2 separate regions of the Homo sapiens genome follow, and region 1 is linked to region 2. A link is a loop called in an ENCODE intact Hi-C map of the cell type or tissue named here. Cell type or tissue: dorsolateral prefrontal cortex. All regions are shown on one strand.

Region 1 (8,000 bases), 320 kb before region 2:
CTCAAAGCATGGCCATGGAGCCAGCAGCAGCAGTGCCTGGGAACTGGATAGAAATAAAGGCTCAACCTGAATCAGAAACAATGCTAGGGGGCCCAACTGTGTCAAGCTCTCCAGGCAACTCTGATAGGCATTTTGCACAGTGGTTTTGACAAAAGAGGGAACTCATAAGAGCCTTCCAAGAGAAAACATATGAATACATTGCCTAGCATGGTATTTGGCACATAGTAAATGCTACATAATTGGATAAATAAACATATTTCTTCTCCATCTGACCCACCTATCCCTGACCCATACAAACAAGCCTGCTGGGAGATGCTAGAGGAGCATGGCTTGGGGTTGGGCTGAGCGTGAGTGAGCGGACTGGAGGCAGGATAGATAGAGGATTCATGGACATTATTATCTCAGGGAGCAGAGAGAAGGGGAATGGAAATCCCAGAAACACCTGTGAAGGATCTTATGTTTCCAGGTTTTGATAAAGGGAAATAGTTTTGAACTCTAATGTTGGTGTTTTGGTGCACAAGTCACAGCCAGAGCTGGCCAGCTGGCCAGCCCTCCTGGTTTCTCACTGACACTACCTTCAAGCCCTCCCTGGCATGCGCTGCTGCAGACGCTCTTTGTGATGTCCTTATTCCACCAGCCAAGCCCGGCTCTTTCGTCCTGCTTGGTCTCAAAGTCAGCCTCTTTGTGGAGTCGTCTCCATTCCTCCTCCTCCAGAGTCTCCTCCTCTCATCCTCCCCTTCCCACCTCAGACATGCATAAGTTCCTCAGTCACAGCTTTGTCTCCATCCTGGCCACAGAAGAAACATGAGTTATAAGCTTCTGCTCTGATGACATTTTATGAAGTCATAGAGAGGCACCTATTGGGACACCCCAGGCAAAACACCTGGTAGTACCAGGACTCAAGTCTCCCCATTTCTCAAGTATAAAGGTTGTATTGGAAGCCTTCTGAAGTTTTCTCCCAGCCCTCAAGTTTTTAGCTCTCAATGGTACTATTTATGTTTGTCACATGAACTAATCTATAAGAGGCCCTGCCCTTCTAGAGGATGTGTAAATTCAGAGATGCGGCCCAGCTGCAGGCCACCACCCTGCTCCCTCCAGAATGAAACAGGCCCAGTTGAGTGACATCAGCAAACCGTGTCCAGACCGTATGATGGAATCTTTTGGGCTCTTATGACAATGTAATGTTGACATTTTTTGTTTTAAGGGAAAAACAAGTTATTTCATAAACATATTTCTTTTTAACCTCACTTTACTGTGTCCCAACCTCAGTGTTGTTGGGACAATCCTAGCAGACTGGGGATCACTGGCCAGGAAGTTCAGGGTCAGTGCCAGTCATGTAGGCCTTAAATCAGGCGGCCTTGAGCATCAAACTTAATGTTCCCTGTGGTCTTGGCAAGACATCAATGGACATGTTACTTACCCTTCCTGAGCTTGTTTTTCTGCAGCTCCAATTGGGCAGTAAGTTGCAAGGCTGCTGTGAGGCTAAGCAAGATCCTGTAACTGCGTGGTCTTCTATACATTGGAGGGGTCACTAATGATACCAGCTTCTCCTACTGTAGAGTTGGGACATGTCATGTCCCCAGTTGGGACCTGCCCCATTTCACATTCCAAGGTCTTCAGGGCATGCCCAGGAAAGATGGCAACAACTGAGCACCTTCCATCCAGGCACAGGCCTGGAGGCCATGCCCACAGCTGGACCCAGGGAGAGTGTCCCAGCCTGCCCTCCCCAATCCCAGTAAGCCAGACATGAGGACTCAGAGGCATTCCAGGTATTTGGGGGGAATCCAGAAGGCCTCCCAGAAACTGCAAGTGCTAGAAAGAATAAGATAAAACTACTATTGGACAGCCCATGTTTAGCAAAAATAGAAAGGGGGCAGTTGAATGAGAAGAAAATGAGGGATGGAATATTCAGAAGAAAGGGACTTGGAGTTTTATTAAGCCCCAATATTTTTACTTATTTTGCTATTAACTTATATCCTGTCATGTTCCAAAGAGAATTAGACATGGCAAACCAAGCACTAAAGTGCAGGCCAGTTTGCGCCAGCCCAGCAACCTATAGCAGCTTGAAGGGAACAATTTGGTCCCATGTCCAGTTCCTGTGGGAGTAAGGGAATAAGGTGGTGAGTGTGGAGGACCATCCCACCACTCCCCTGACCTCTGTCAGCAGGCAGGGCCATGTGCCCAGCAGGTAGGGGTCCCCACGGCAGCTGCTCACGCATGTGTCCCAGGGTCACTTGGAGCACCTCATAGGAGATGCTGAGCAGAAGCTGCGGAGCTTCACCCTGGCACCCTCGCATCCCCCTCACCTACCAGTTCTGGCTAATCATTCTCCAGTTTCAATGGCTTCGCCTCCAGGAGTTGCCACTCTTCGGATGCTACCTAGGCTCCTGGAATCACTGTGGCTGCCTGGGCAGAAGGCCAGGGAACTGGGACTTTACATCGCCCTTCCCAGGGCAGCCAGAAGCCAAGAGGCCCTGAACACCCAGCTCCCTTGCTCGAGGCCACACTGCCCTGAGGAGTAACTAAGCTCCAAAGCTCCCCACAGGATTGCTCCCAGCCTGCTTTTCTGCTTCACCTCACCCTTGCCCATGTCTCCTGAGAGCACTTCCCCATATATCCCTTGCACAGGAATCCTGGTCTCCAGAGCCCAGCCTAAGGCCCAAGACAGACACCAGAGCTGCTTCTCTCCTTGGACATCCCCTCTTAGAAAACCACTATGGCTTTGCAGTTTCCTCTAAGACTTGGGGCCACGTCATCTGTAGGTCCCAGCTGATGGGACTGCTATATATACACCTGTCTCAAATTGGATCCAGATTCTCTTTCAGAAATGCTGGTTAAGCAGCTTCAGGCACTCCATCATAAGGCAATGTAAACGAAGGGCATAAGGGAACAATTTGGGGTGGCTTGGGTGATCCTTCTACACACAAGCAAAAGAGAAGCAGGTGCAGGAGACCACATGGCCCGTCCACTTCCTCATGAGTCCTTGGACCTCAGGAGAGACCCCTACTTATGTTGAATCTCTTGCTCCATGAATTACCAGAAGTAAAAGATCTCTGACCAGGCAACCATAGATGTTTTTTTAAACACCCCAGGCACCTCCCAATCAATCCATGTCCCTGAGGCTAGGGGATGAGGAGAAACCCCGAGAGGCCACTGTCCCTGTCTGGAGCCATGTCCATTCTCAACATCAGCCTAGCTTGGGTTTGCAGGAACCAGTAGTGGGACAGGCCCCTGGAAAGCATGGGAAAGCCTGGGTTTCTGGAGCCTGGGACAGACACCAGGGAGTATGGAGATGGCTTAGGGGACTCCAGCGACCCTAAAAGAGGCTGAGACCCCAGCAACCACCAGATGGTGTACTTACAGATGGGGAGCCAGTGAGATTTTGAAATGGGTGACATTCAGTTTTTCAAGATACCACTGTACCTTTAATTTATTAGCTTTCCATAAAAACACATAACATACACAATCTACAGTATAGAAAGTATAATTTACAAAAATATAAAATCTTGGTTATTTTTTAGTATTCCCACGTTACTATATGTGTTATTTCAATATGCATGTTTAAACAACCCACACTCAGCATGACTATCTCTGTGGGGAATGGTGTCAACGCCCTCCCTTTTTGTTGTTTTAAAATAAAATATATATATTAAGAAAAAGAAACCAATATTGGCTACATGTGCATACCATATGGATAAAAGCTCTGCAGTGGACTTTGAAAGGAAACACTCATTTACACCACGATTATCCTGTTTTCCAAAATCACTATGTGGCCCAAAGTGTTCTGAACTGAGCATTTAAACAGAGTTCTTTCCGTGTGCAGGGAGCGAGCGCCCTAAGATTTGCATAGTCTTCTTGCTCAGTTATGAGATGATGATCACATCAAGCCAATGTTGTGGATATGTTTTGTTTTCAAGCCTTCAGAACAGTGGGTATGAATGATGGGCCACTTTCAGGCCAGGGCTAATTCCCAGATTCCTTCAGGTACTCAGGCTGGCATTTAAGGGGCTAGTCACTAGCAATGAAAGACCCCCTAATGATGCACTGGCGGACAGCTCTCTCTGGGCCCCAGTGATGTTGCCCATGAGCTGTGCTCTGTGTCTGCAGCTGCACCACAAGTCCTGGTTGCAGAAGGCTCCGAGAAGGCAGCTCTGCTGGGCGTGGCTTCTTTCCACCCTGGAGTGGTCTCACCGGCAGGCACAGGTGTCCACGGACATGTTGGGGTACACCTTCAGAACCACATTCCGATTCTCATCCAGGAAGAGGACCCCAAGGGAGTTCATCTTATCGGGAACACAGCAGGGCTCTGGGATGCCAGGGATGATGCCCACAGCCCTGACAATGCTCTGGATGGTGGCATGGTTGGATGGACGAACGATCTGCAAGGCAGAAAAGGAGTAGGGTTACCTCAGCTCCGCCCTCACCCACCCACGCACCCATGCCATCCTCACAGTCCCAGGCCATACTGCTCTGCTGTTGTTCCCCGGCTGAGGCCACAGAATAGGCATCCACCTAGAGGAATGGACGAGATCCCAAGGCGGGGCACACGGTTCCTCTAAAATCAGACATACGCTGAGTTCCGGGCTGAGGTCTCCAAGAGCCCCCAGGCCTTCCTGCCCTTTGGCTTCCCTGAGGCACGCTGTGTCCCCAACACGGCAGGGCCACATGGGGGCGCCTGAGTGTCACACATCCCCGCGGAGCACCAGGAAGCAGGCAGAAGCTGCCCAGAGGGAAAACCCAGCGAGATGCCAGCACAGCCCTGGTCTCGCAGTCTGAGGAGGACAGGCATGCTTCTCACGAGGTTGTGCTCTTGTCACTGAAGGGAAGGCCTGGCATGTGCGTGGCAGTGTGACAGGCTGGACATTGACATTTCCTAGGGGCTGCTCTCCCTGCATCACCCCCTTTTTTTTGTCAGCTTAGCAATTTTATGGGGTGGGTATTACCTGGACTTTACTGGGAAGACACCGAGGTTTAAAATGACTGAGTAACTTGACCAAGACCCCTAGTTAGAAAGTGACCTGGCTTGGAAAACTGTGCCCACCTCTGACAAGATGAACCAACCGGGTCATCCACTTCAGTGCATCACCAGCCAAACAGAGATTTGTATATGTAGTGCTGTTGAGGAGGAAGCCCTCTTGTGTGGGTGTGGTGGGAAGGGAGCAGGGCAGGGACACCTGCCTTTGCAGCGTTCTGGCTGGTGTCCCGGAAGGTGGGGAGGCAGCAAGCCAGGGTGATAAGCTAACCGCATGGCCAACCAGCTGCAAGCCTTCAGGGTTCCGGGCTTGCATCTGCCTGGGTCTTTGCTAGGCCCTTTTAGCAGGCTCCGTCTCTATGTCAGGCACCTCCCTCTCTCTTGCACATGCACGGTTTTGAGGAGAAGTTTTGAGGAGAAGCCATTTAATTCCCAAACACGTTACTGCTGCCCCATGTCTGGGTCTGGACTTCCCCAGCTGGCTGATTATTTAAGTTCAAATTGGATTTATGCACTGACTTTCTTTTCTTGGAGGGAAAGGCATGACCTGCCCTGGGCAGAGTAACTAAGCAGGAAGAAACTGTGTGCTGAGTGCCGAGGGCTGACATCACAAGCAGCCAGGCTGCTGCAGAGCAGGCTGCAGGGAGAGGGATGGACTCAGCCACAGCCCAGTCTGGAGCGAAGGTGAGAACTGGAAATCCTTAGGCTGGTGCAACAGACAGAACAGCCCAGTGCTGTGTGTCCTGCAGACCCTGTGCACAGTGAAGGCCTATTCCCTGTGGATTCCTGCCCTGAGCTGCAAGGAGGAGGGAATCTACAGTGGGAGAGCTGCTGAGGCTAGCACTGTGCTAGTCACAGATTGCCACACTCTGGGGTCCAGGCTGGGAACAGAAATGAGAGCCTTGGTCAGGAGGGAGCTTCTGGGACCTGCCGTGTGTACAGGAAGCAGCATCTACTCAACCTCTGCAGATAGTTGCTATGTGGGGATGCGTTTCTAAAGACATGGATTCTCCTGCTTTTCAAAAGAATGTTCTCATTTTAAAGTCCCAATTCAACCAAGCCAATACTTCAAAAAACACAGCCAAACTCACACATATGTGGGCGGCAACTACCCTACGGGCTGCCACTTGGTGACCTATGTCTACCTATTTCCTGCCTGGAATAGATAGGAAGTACTGTTATTCCCATTTTGCAGATGGGGAAACAGAAGTCCTGCAGGCTGAGGAACTTGACGGTAGCGGCAGAGCTGAGCCTTAGAATTTGGCAAAAGGCGGAAGAAACCCTACCTTAGGCATGGGGAACTCACATGCTCCCGCGCAGTAGTAGGCATCAAAAGATTTCGGTGAGATTATCCATTCATTCCAGCCGATGTCTGCGAAGTCCACCTTCAGGTACCTCCGGGAGCACACCCTCGGCTCATCCCACTGCTTCCTCCGGGCTTTCTGCATCGTCTTCTCGTCAAAGTCCAGCACCTGCGAGGCGGCCATGAACACCTCCTGGCCCTTCTTCCTGCGGTCTTTGCGCCCTGGCCGGGGTTTCAGCGCCCGGAAGGGGCTGGGCCACAGCTGGTGCTTGTGGAAGTGCTGTGCGTGGGCGCGCGGCGGCCTCTCATCCAGCCCCGGCAGCTCGTTGTCCTGGAGGGGCCCAGTGGCCTGCGCGGCTCGGCGCACGCGGGGGTCCGCTGAGTTGTTGGGGGCTGCGCGGGGCTCGGGGTCTCCGGCAGGGAAGGGGTCGTATCTCTGCAGCGTCACTGCCACGCTGTTGGGCTCCGAGATGGCCAGATCGTTGGCATAGACTAGGATGTAGGGCGCATAGGGGCTGGGCCGGGGCACCCCCGGGTCCCTCTCCTCAGAATCCAGCTGGGCGGAGAGGAGCAGCTCGCCATCCCGGCGGGCCGCCTTGACGATGGGGGAGATGTCCTTGGCCTGCCACAGGCCGCGCGGTGGGGGCGCCAGGGCCATGGCCCCGCGGAGTAGCCCCTGTGTGGCCGTGTTCTGCGAGAGGCTGCGGAAGAGCAGGTGCTGGCGTGTGGGCGGGCCCAGGGGCAGCGGGCGGCCTGAAGCGTTCTTGGCCCGCGGCTTGCATAGCACCTCGAGCGCTCGAGGCCACCGAGGCGGCTCTGAGTAGAAGTGGAAAGTGGCCGTAAGGATCATTTCCGAGTCTTGCATGGAAGTCAGGTTGAAGAAATACACGGCCTTCTGGTCGACCACTTCTGTGAGGGAAGGAGAGACCACAGGCTGTGAAGTTCTCGCTCGTGCTCCTGAGGGTCTCCCACCCAGGGCTGGAGGAGCAAACGCCCACCGATCCACACTTTCAGGACCATCCTCCTCCCCCGCTTTGCTTCCCTCCTTTCGTGTAATCCTCACATGAAACTGATGAGGGCGCCCTTTGCAATCCTCAGTGCACAGGTGAGGAATTAAGGTTGAGATTGTCAATATCCCGTAGCAAACAACAACAACAACAAAAAGCAACAGCAAAGAAATAGGGGCAGACAGGGAGGCATTCGGGCCTGCTGGACTCCAAAGCTCCTGTTTGCTCCCCCTGCCCTCTACTGCCTCTGCATGCACAAATGAACAAATGTCACTGACACCTTCATTAAGTGCTCAGGATGGCTTGGGTTGGGTCCAAGCCCTGCATCAAGGCAGCCCCTCCTGTATTTGCACAGCCCTCTATTTATGCAATCAGTTTTTAAATGCAATCATTAAATACACTTCACATTAAACCCAAACATTCTTCCAAAAGAGACGAAATAAATAAACGCTCATGCTTTTTGAGCACCTCCTAAGGGAAACCAGGATCAAAAGTACAGCCATTTAGGCATCTGCTCTTTGTTCTGCCTGAGGACTTTTAAGATTGTTTTAACAAGAAAAGAGCAGCATCAGGATTACACAAGGCAACCTGACTAAATCTCCAAGGTCCAGGTAAAGACCGGGACGTCTCAACCATTACATCTGCAACTTGGTTCAAGAATGCTCCAGCTCCGGCTTCCCTGGGGCTGCCGGCCACTCCTTCCTATTTGCCTGGTGGA
Region 2 (8,000 bases):
AATAGGCCCATACAAATATGCCCAATAATTTTTGACAAAGGTACAACAATAATTCAATAGAGGAATAACAGAATTTTCAATAAATGATATTGAAACAACTAGCCATCAATAGGCCAAAAAATGAATCTTCACCTAAATTTAATAATTTATTAACTCAAAATGGACTATGGACTTAAATGTCAAATATGAACTTACAGAATTTTCATAAAAGAACACAAAAAAATTATTCAGGCCCTCAGCTAAGTGATGAGCTGTTAGACTTGATATCAAAACATGATCCATAAAAGGAAAAACTAATAAAATACAATCTCATCAGAATTAAAAACTGTAACTTCTTTAAAAGCATTTTTTTAATTATAATTTAAGATTAGGCAAATTATGGAAATACATTTGAATTACTAATTTTTAATCAGTTTACTGACTATAAAACAAGCATGACTGGACTGTTCAGTTAAGAAAAGACACAGCTTTCCAAATGTGGCTGTAGTGGTTAACCAAATAATGAAGATGGAAGTGACTGCAATGAAATGAAGACAAAGAGTTATATAATTTTCACTTGGAGTTATGATTCCTCATATATTGAGTTTTATAGTCATTATTGATTGTGAAGCTCTAAAACTACACTTGTGTTATTTCCAAAGATGTACTGGTTAACAAAGCAAAGGAACCATTAAGACTTATTTGTAATTTACATAAAAAATAATTAATTCAAAGATAAAATAATTATCTTAAAGAGAATTAGATTAAAAAGACAAGAGAGGACTTCTGGTTCCAAAATAACAGTGTAGAAGCAAGCTGGCTTCACTTCTTTACAAAGAAAACCAAAACCAAATATACAGCACTGAAATTATCACCAACAATATCCCAGAAATCAAATACGAGGAGAAGACAGTTCCTGGATCCACAGAGATGGGAAAAAAACTCTAAGTAGGCAGTAAGAGAATTGGGTTTCCACATCTGCAATGCCCATTTCTCCAATTTGCCCAGCACCAAGAGTGCAAAAAATCTCCACCTGATTCATGATTTCTATACCAGAAAAGGTGACATCCAGGTTTCCCACCATCTGGGTTACCTGGCAGGAAACCTGTCCCTACCTCAACCCACAGGAAGCACTACATGTGCCTGAAGAAAGAAATACCCTGAGAAGAGTCAGAAACAAACAGGTGAGGTGGGACTACCATCCCCAGCCCTGGAAACTCTGGTCTGTAACTCAGCTAAAGGAGATGCCAAACCAGAGTGGTTGTTTAGTAGCACCACATTGCAGAAGATACATTGCACAGGACCCCTGGGCATGAATCTCTAGCCACCTTTCCCACACTGCCATGATATCTCCTTTGAGACTTTCCCTAATTGGAATGAGCAGCTCTCTTATTGTTTACTGGAGCCAAGGCAAACTTGGTCGTAAGGTGACATCTAGTGCCAAAAAGAAGGCAGCAACTTAGCCCCTCACCAAAAAAAAAAAAAAAAAAAAGAAAAAAAAAATTCGACAGGTAAATTACATAGAATCTATAACCAAATACATTCAATAAAAAACAAAAATAAGCCAGACAGAGAACACTGGAATAAATAACTAATCCTTCATTCAAAGACATCAATACAAGATATATATTTCTTGCACATCCAGAAGAAACTGCAGTCAACACAAAACCATGACCTCCCCAAATGGATAAAGCAAGGAACCAGTGACTGACCCTCATGAGATAGCCATATAAGAGCTCCCTGATCAAAAATTCAAACTAGTATTAATAGCTTTGAGGAAACTCAGAGATCTCCAAGGTAACAGAACACCAATTCAAAAATTTATTAGACAAACTTAACAAAGAGATTGAAATAATTTAAAAATCAAATAGAAATCTTGGAGCTGAGAAATATATTAGCTGAACTGAAAAATTCATTACAGCCTCACAATAGCAGAATGAATCAAGCAGAGGAAAGAATCAGGGAGCTTGAAAACCGGCTACTTGAAAATGCAGTCATAGGTGGAAAAAGAATAAAAAAGAATGAAGATCATCACCAAATATAGACAATTACCTCAAAAGACCAAATCCAAAAATTACTGGTGTTCAAGAGGGAGTTGAACAAGAGCAAGGGGTAGGAAGCTTATTCAAAGAAATAATAACAAAACTTTCCAAAATGCAACAGATATAAATATTCAGGTATAAGAGCATCAGGGCCGGGCGCGGTGGCTCACGCTTGTAATCCCAGCACTTTGGGAGGCCGAGGCGGGCGGATCACGAGGTCAGGAGATCGAGACCATCCTGGCTAACACGGTGAAACCCCGTCTCTACTAAAAAAATACAAAAAAATTAGCCGGGCGTGATGGCGGGCGCCTGTAGTCCCAGCTACTTGGGAGGCTGAGGCAGGAGAATGGCGTGAACCTGGGAGGCGGCGGAGCTTGCAGTGAGCCGAGATTGCGCCACTGCACTCCCGCCTGGGCCACAGAGCGAGACTCCGTCTCAAAAAAAAAAAAAAAAAAAAAAAAGAGCATCAGAGAACACCAAACATATTCAACCCAAATAAGGCTACACCAAAGCATAAAATAATAAAACTCTCAAAGCTCAAGGATAAAGAGAGGATCCTAAAAAGTAGCAGGAGAAAAGAAGTAATTAACATATAAAAGAGCTCCAATTCATCTGACAATTGACTCTCAACAGAAATCATATAGGCCAGGAGGAAGTGGGATAAATTTTCAAAGTGTTGAAAGAAAAAAAAAACCTGTTATCCAAGAACACTATATTCAGCAAAGGTACTTTTAAATATGAAGGAGTGATAAAGTATTTTTCAGATAAACAAAATCTGAGGATTCAACAGCAGCAGACCTGACTTACAAGAAATGCTAAAGCGAGTTCTTCAGAAGGAAAATAAAAAAATACAAAAAACCACATACACATTCAAAAAGAAAACTTTTCAAGGCATAAAATCCACTGGTAACATTAACAACATGGACAAAACCAGAATACTCTATTATTGTAATGATGGTGTGCAATCCATGCCTAACTCTGGTATGAAGCTGAAAGATAAACTCATAAAAAGCCGTAATAGCTACAGCAACCTATTAAGAGAAAGGTAATATAAAAATACACAAATTTAGATAATAAGCAGTTGAAATGTGGTGGGGATGGAGTTAAAGCATAGAGAATTTTTTTAAAATTTTTTCTTTGTTTCTATTCTTTACTTTGTGATCTAAGATAAGTTGTCACTTCTTTAAAATAGCTTATTGAGATCCACTCAAGGCAAAAAGAACTGGGAAGTCCCCACAGCTGTCTGCTGGGCAGAAAACCCTAGGCTATGGGTGCCACATCAGCTATACACCCACGGCAACACCGCCCTGCCTGGAGATCTCACACCCCTGACCTACTGCATCAACAAACCATCTGTAGGTCTACTGCACAATTAGCTCTGACTCCCAAGCACAGAGGATCAGCAGGCCTCCAGTGTGCTGTGGATCTCCTGGTGACCTAATCTTTGGCTCGAGCTGCCCCAAGGGAGGAGAGAGCACAGGCTGCCAGGGTTCCCCTTGGGGTTAAAGAGATGTGGGCATGGTGCCAGTGACTGGAGGGGGCTCCCCTAAGGCCTGGAAATGGACCTGGCAGGGGATCATCGCTACCCCTTCCCACCACCCCCACTGCTGCAAATGTGCTGGAATACAAAAGAGCCATGTGACTGAGAGTCTATTTGCCGGCCATTATTCTCAAGCACCATCTACTGGATTGAAGCCTAAATTACAACACCCCAAACTCTTCCAGTATACACTGCCTGTGAAATCCAGTGCCAGAATCTAGCCACAAGTATTAATAAATATCCCATACAGAGTGTTGGCCCTCTGAAAGCACCCAGAAATAAAGCCAACTGACTATACTCAGCTTATGCTACAGTCAAACCCACAAGGGATACAAAGAATATAAAAACAAAAAGCCTCATCGAAATGATAGCAAATTCAACAAGATAAAAGAACACGTGCCCTCTCAGAAGAGAAAGATTTAATGCAAGAACTTTGGCAATTCAAAAAGTCAGTGCCTCCTTATCTCCAAACAATTGTACTAGCTCGCCAGAAATTGTTCTTAACTAAATTGAGATGGCTGAAATGACAAACATAGAACTCAGAATCTGGGTGGTAAGGAAGCTTAATGAGATTCAGGAGACAGCTGAAACCTAATCCAAGGAATTTGGTAAAATGATCCAAGAGTTAAAAAGTTGACAAAGCCATTTTAAGAAACAAACAAACTGACCTTCTGGAATTGAAAAATTCACTACAGAAATTTCATAATACAGTTGGAAGCATTAACAACGGAATAGACCAAGATGAGGAAAGAATCTCAGAGCTCAAAGATTGGTCCTTCAAATCAATTCAGTCAGACAAAAATAAAGAAAAAAGAATTTCGGGCCAGGGGTGGTGGCTCATGCCTATGATCCCAGCACTTTGGGAGGCTGAGGTGGGAGGATCTCTTGGGGCCAGGAGTTTGAGACCTGCCTGGCCAACATGGTGAAACCCCATCTCTACTAAAAATACAAAAACTAGTGAGGCTTGGTGGCACGCGCTTGTAGTCCCAGTTACTCAGGAGGCTGAGGCATGAAAATTGCTTGAACCTGAGAGGTGGAGGATGTAGTGAGCTGAGATCACGCCACTGCACTCCAGCCTGGGCGACAGACCAAGACTCTGTCTCAAAAAAAAAAAAAAAAAAATTGAAAATGAACAAAACCTCCAAGAAATAAGAGATTATGTAAAGAGACCAAACCTATGACTCACTGGCATTTCTGAAAGAGAAGAAGAGTAAACAACTTGGAAAACATATTTGAAAATATAGTGCGCAAAACTTTTCCCAATCTCACTAGAGAAGTCAATAGGCAAATTTAAGAAATTCAGCAAAGTCCTGTGAGATACCATACAAGATGACCATCCTCAAGACATATAGTTAACAGATTCACCAAGGTCAATGCAAAAGAAAAAATCTTAAAGGCAGCTAGAGAGAAAGGTCAGCTTACTTACAAAGGAAATCCCATCAGGCTAGGAGTAGACCTCTCAGCAGAAACTTACAAGTGAGAAGAAACTGTGGACCTATTTTCAGCATTATTAAATAAAATAAACTCCAAACAATAATTTGATATTCTTCCAAAGAAAGCTTCATAAGCAAAGGAGAAATAAAATCCTTTTCAGACAATCAAAGCTAAGGAAATTCATGAGCACTAGACCAGTCTTACAAGAAGTCCTTAAGGAAGTGCTAAATGTGGAAATGAAAGAACAGTACCTGGCACCACAAAAACACAAGTACATGGCCCACAGACACCATAAAGGAGATACACAATCAAATCTACAAAGCAACCAGCCAACAATGTGATGACAGCATCAAAATCTCACATATTGATATAAACCTTGAAGGCAAATGGTCTAAATACCCAACTTAAAAGGCTTAGGATGGCAAAATGGATTAAAAAAATAAGGCCCAACCATATTCTGTCTTCAAGAGACCCATCTCACATGTAAGAACACCCACAGGCTCAAAGTAAAGGGATGGAGAAAGATCTATCATGCAAATGGAAAACAAAAGGAAAGCAGGGGTCACTATTCTTATATCAGATAAAACAGACTTTAAACCAACAATGATCTAAAAGGACAAAGTAGGGCATTACACAGTGACAAAGGGAAAAATTCAAAAAGAAGAGTTAACTATCTTAAATATACACACAGCTAACATTGGAGCACCCGGATTCATAAAACAAGTTCTTCTGGACCTATGAAAAGACTTAGTCACACAATAATATTGGGAGCCTTCAACACCCAACTGGCAGGATTAGAGAGATCATCAAAGCGAAAAATTAATTAATAAAGAAATTCTGGTCTTAAATTCAACACTTGACCAATTGGACTCAATAAATATCTACAGACTAGTCCACTCCAAAACCATAGGATATACAGTCTTCTTATCTGCACATGGAATATACTCTAAGATCGACTATATGCTCAGCCATAAAGCAAATCTGAAAAAGATTAAAAACACTGAAATCATCTCAAGCATACTCTCAGACCACAGTACAATAAAAACAGAAATTACTACCAAGAAGATCTCCCAAAACTACACAATTACTTGGAAATTAAACAACTTGCTCCTAAATGACTTTTGGGTAAACAAATGAATTCAGAAATCAAAAAAATTCTTTGAAATTAATGAAAACAGAGACAAAACAAATCAAAATCTTTGGGATGCAGCTAAAGCAGTGCTAAGAGTATAGTTTATAGTGCTAAATGCCTACATCAAAGAAGTTAGGAAGATCTTAAATGAACAACCTGATGTCTCACCTAGAGAAACTAGAAAAAAAGAACGAATCAATCCCAAACTAGCAGAAGAAAACAAATAACCAAAATCAGAGCAGAACTGAATGAAATTAAGATGGAAAAATGCATACGAAAGATCAACAAACAATTTTTTTTTTTTTGAGATGGAGTCTCGCTCTGTCTCCCAGGCTGGAGTGCAGTGACACAATCTCAGCTCACTGCAACCTCTGCCTCTTGGGTTCAAGCAATTCTCCTGTCTCAGCTTCCCAAGTAGCTGGGACTGCAGGTGCATGCCATCACACCTGGCTAATTTTTGTATTTTTAGTAGAGACGGGGTTTCGCCATATTGATCAGGCTGGTCTCGAACTCCTGACCTCAGGTGATCCACCCGCCTCGGCCTCCCAAAGTGCTGGGATCACAGGCATGAGCCACCGCGCCTGGTCTGTTTTTTGAAAGAATAAACAAAATTGATAGACTGCTAGCTAAACAACAAAAAAAGGAAAATCTAAGCCCAATCAGAAATGACAAAGATGACATTACAACTAATCCCACAGAAATATAAAAGATCTTCAGAGATTATTATAAATATCTATGCACACGAAAAATAGAAAATCTAGAGGAAATGAGTAAATTCCTGAAAACTCCCAAGATTCAACCAGGAAGAAATTCCTGTTCAAGAAAACCTGAACAGACCAATAATGAATTCCAAAAGTGAATCAGTAATAAAAATCCTACCAACCAAAAAAAGCCCTGGACCAGACGGATTCACAGCTAAAGTCTACCACATGTACAAAGAAGAACTGCTACCAATCCTACTGAAACCATTCCAAAAAATTCAAGGAGGAGGGACTCCTCTCTAACTCATTCTATGAAGCCATTATCAACTTGATACCAAAATCTGACAGAGACACAATGAAAAAAAAGTTCAAGCCAATATCCCCGATGAACATAGAGGCAAAAAAAAAAAAAAATCCTCAACAAAATACTAGCAAAACAAATGTAACAACACATCAAAAAGATAATGCACTATGACCAAGTGGGATTTATCCCCAGAATGCAAGTATAATTTGACATATGCAAATCAATAAATGTGATATATCAACAGAATGAATGACAAAAACCATATGAGAATCTTAATAGATGTGGAAGAAGCATTTGATAAAATTCAACATGCTTTCATGATAAAAAAAAAAAACTCTAAACAAATGAGGCATAGAAGGAACATATCTAAACACAATAAAGACGATATATGACAAACACACAGCTAAGATCATACTGAATGGGGAAAAGCTCAAAGCCTTTCTTCTAAGAACTGGAAAACAGGTCAAGAATGCCCACTTTTACCACTCTTATTCAGTATAATGTTGGATGTCCTAGCCATTGCAATTAGTCAAGAGAAAGAAATAAGGGGCATCCAAATTGGAAAAAAAGGAAATTAAATTGTCCTTCTTTGCATGTAACATGACTATATATTCATATATTCATATATATATGTATATATATATATATCCCCCAAAACTAATGACTCTACCAAAACACTCTAAGAACTAATAAACTAATTCAGTACAGTTGCAGGATACAAAGTCGACATACAAAAATCAGTGATATTTCTAGACTCCAATAACAAACTAGCTGAAAGGAAATAAAGAAGGTGATCTTATTTACAATAGCTATTAAAAAAAAAAAACACCTAGGATAAATTTAACCAAAAAAGTAAAAGACTTCTATG

What was found. Peaks named below come from ENCODE experiments on the same cell type or tissue, not always from the same donor. Only the 100,000 strongest peaks of a DNase experiment are listed, where the experiment ranks them.
Region 1: a loop joins it to region 2, with 5 times the contacts of the local background. A loop is called at or near these places in 9 of 110 quality-filtered maps.

What each region holds. Positions count from the first base shown.
Region 1 is chr10:47,308,980-47,316,979 of GRCh38, reverse strand. GDF10 (growth differentiation factor 10) reads right to left here. Exons shown (of 3, transcript NM_004962.5): 2 at 6,259-7,184; 3 at 3,403-4,379. The coding sequence ends at 4,188. Among named protein-coding and RNA genes, the nearest start is that of GDF2, 9.5 kb to the left of the region's middle. RefSeq lists enhancers at 4,601-4,750, 4,551-5,051, 6,150-6,650. In dorsolateral prefrontal cortex, a CTCF peak has its summit at 4,667 (motif pointing right); a DNase peak (open chromatin) is centred at 4,679.
Region 2 is chr10:46,988,805-46,996,804 of GRCh38, reverse strand. All of the region lies in intron 9 of PTPN20 (protein tyrosine phosphatase non-receptor type 20), which reads right to left. Among named protein-coding and RNA genes, the nearest start is that of PTPN20, 81 kb to the right of the region's middle. In dorsolateral prefrontal cortex, CTCF peaks have their summits at 3,481 and 3,687 (motif pointing left); a DNase peak (open chromatin) is centred at 3,494; H3K4me3 peaks cover 617 bases; H3K27ac peaks cover 973 bases.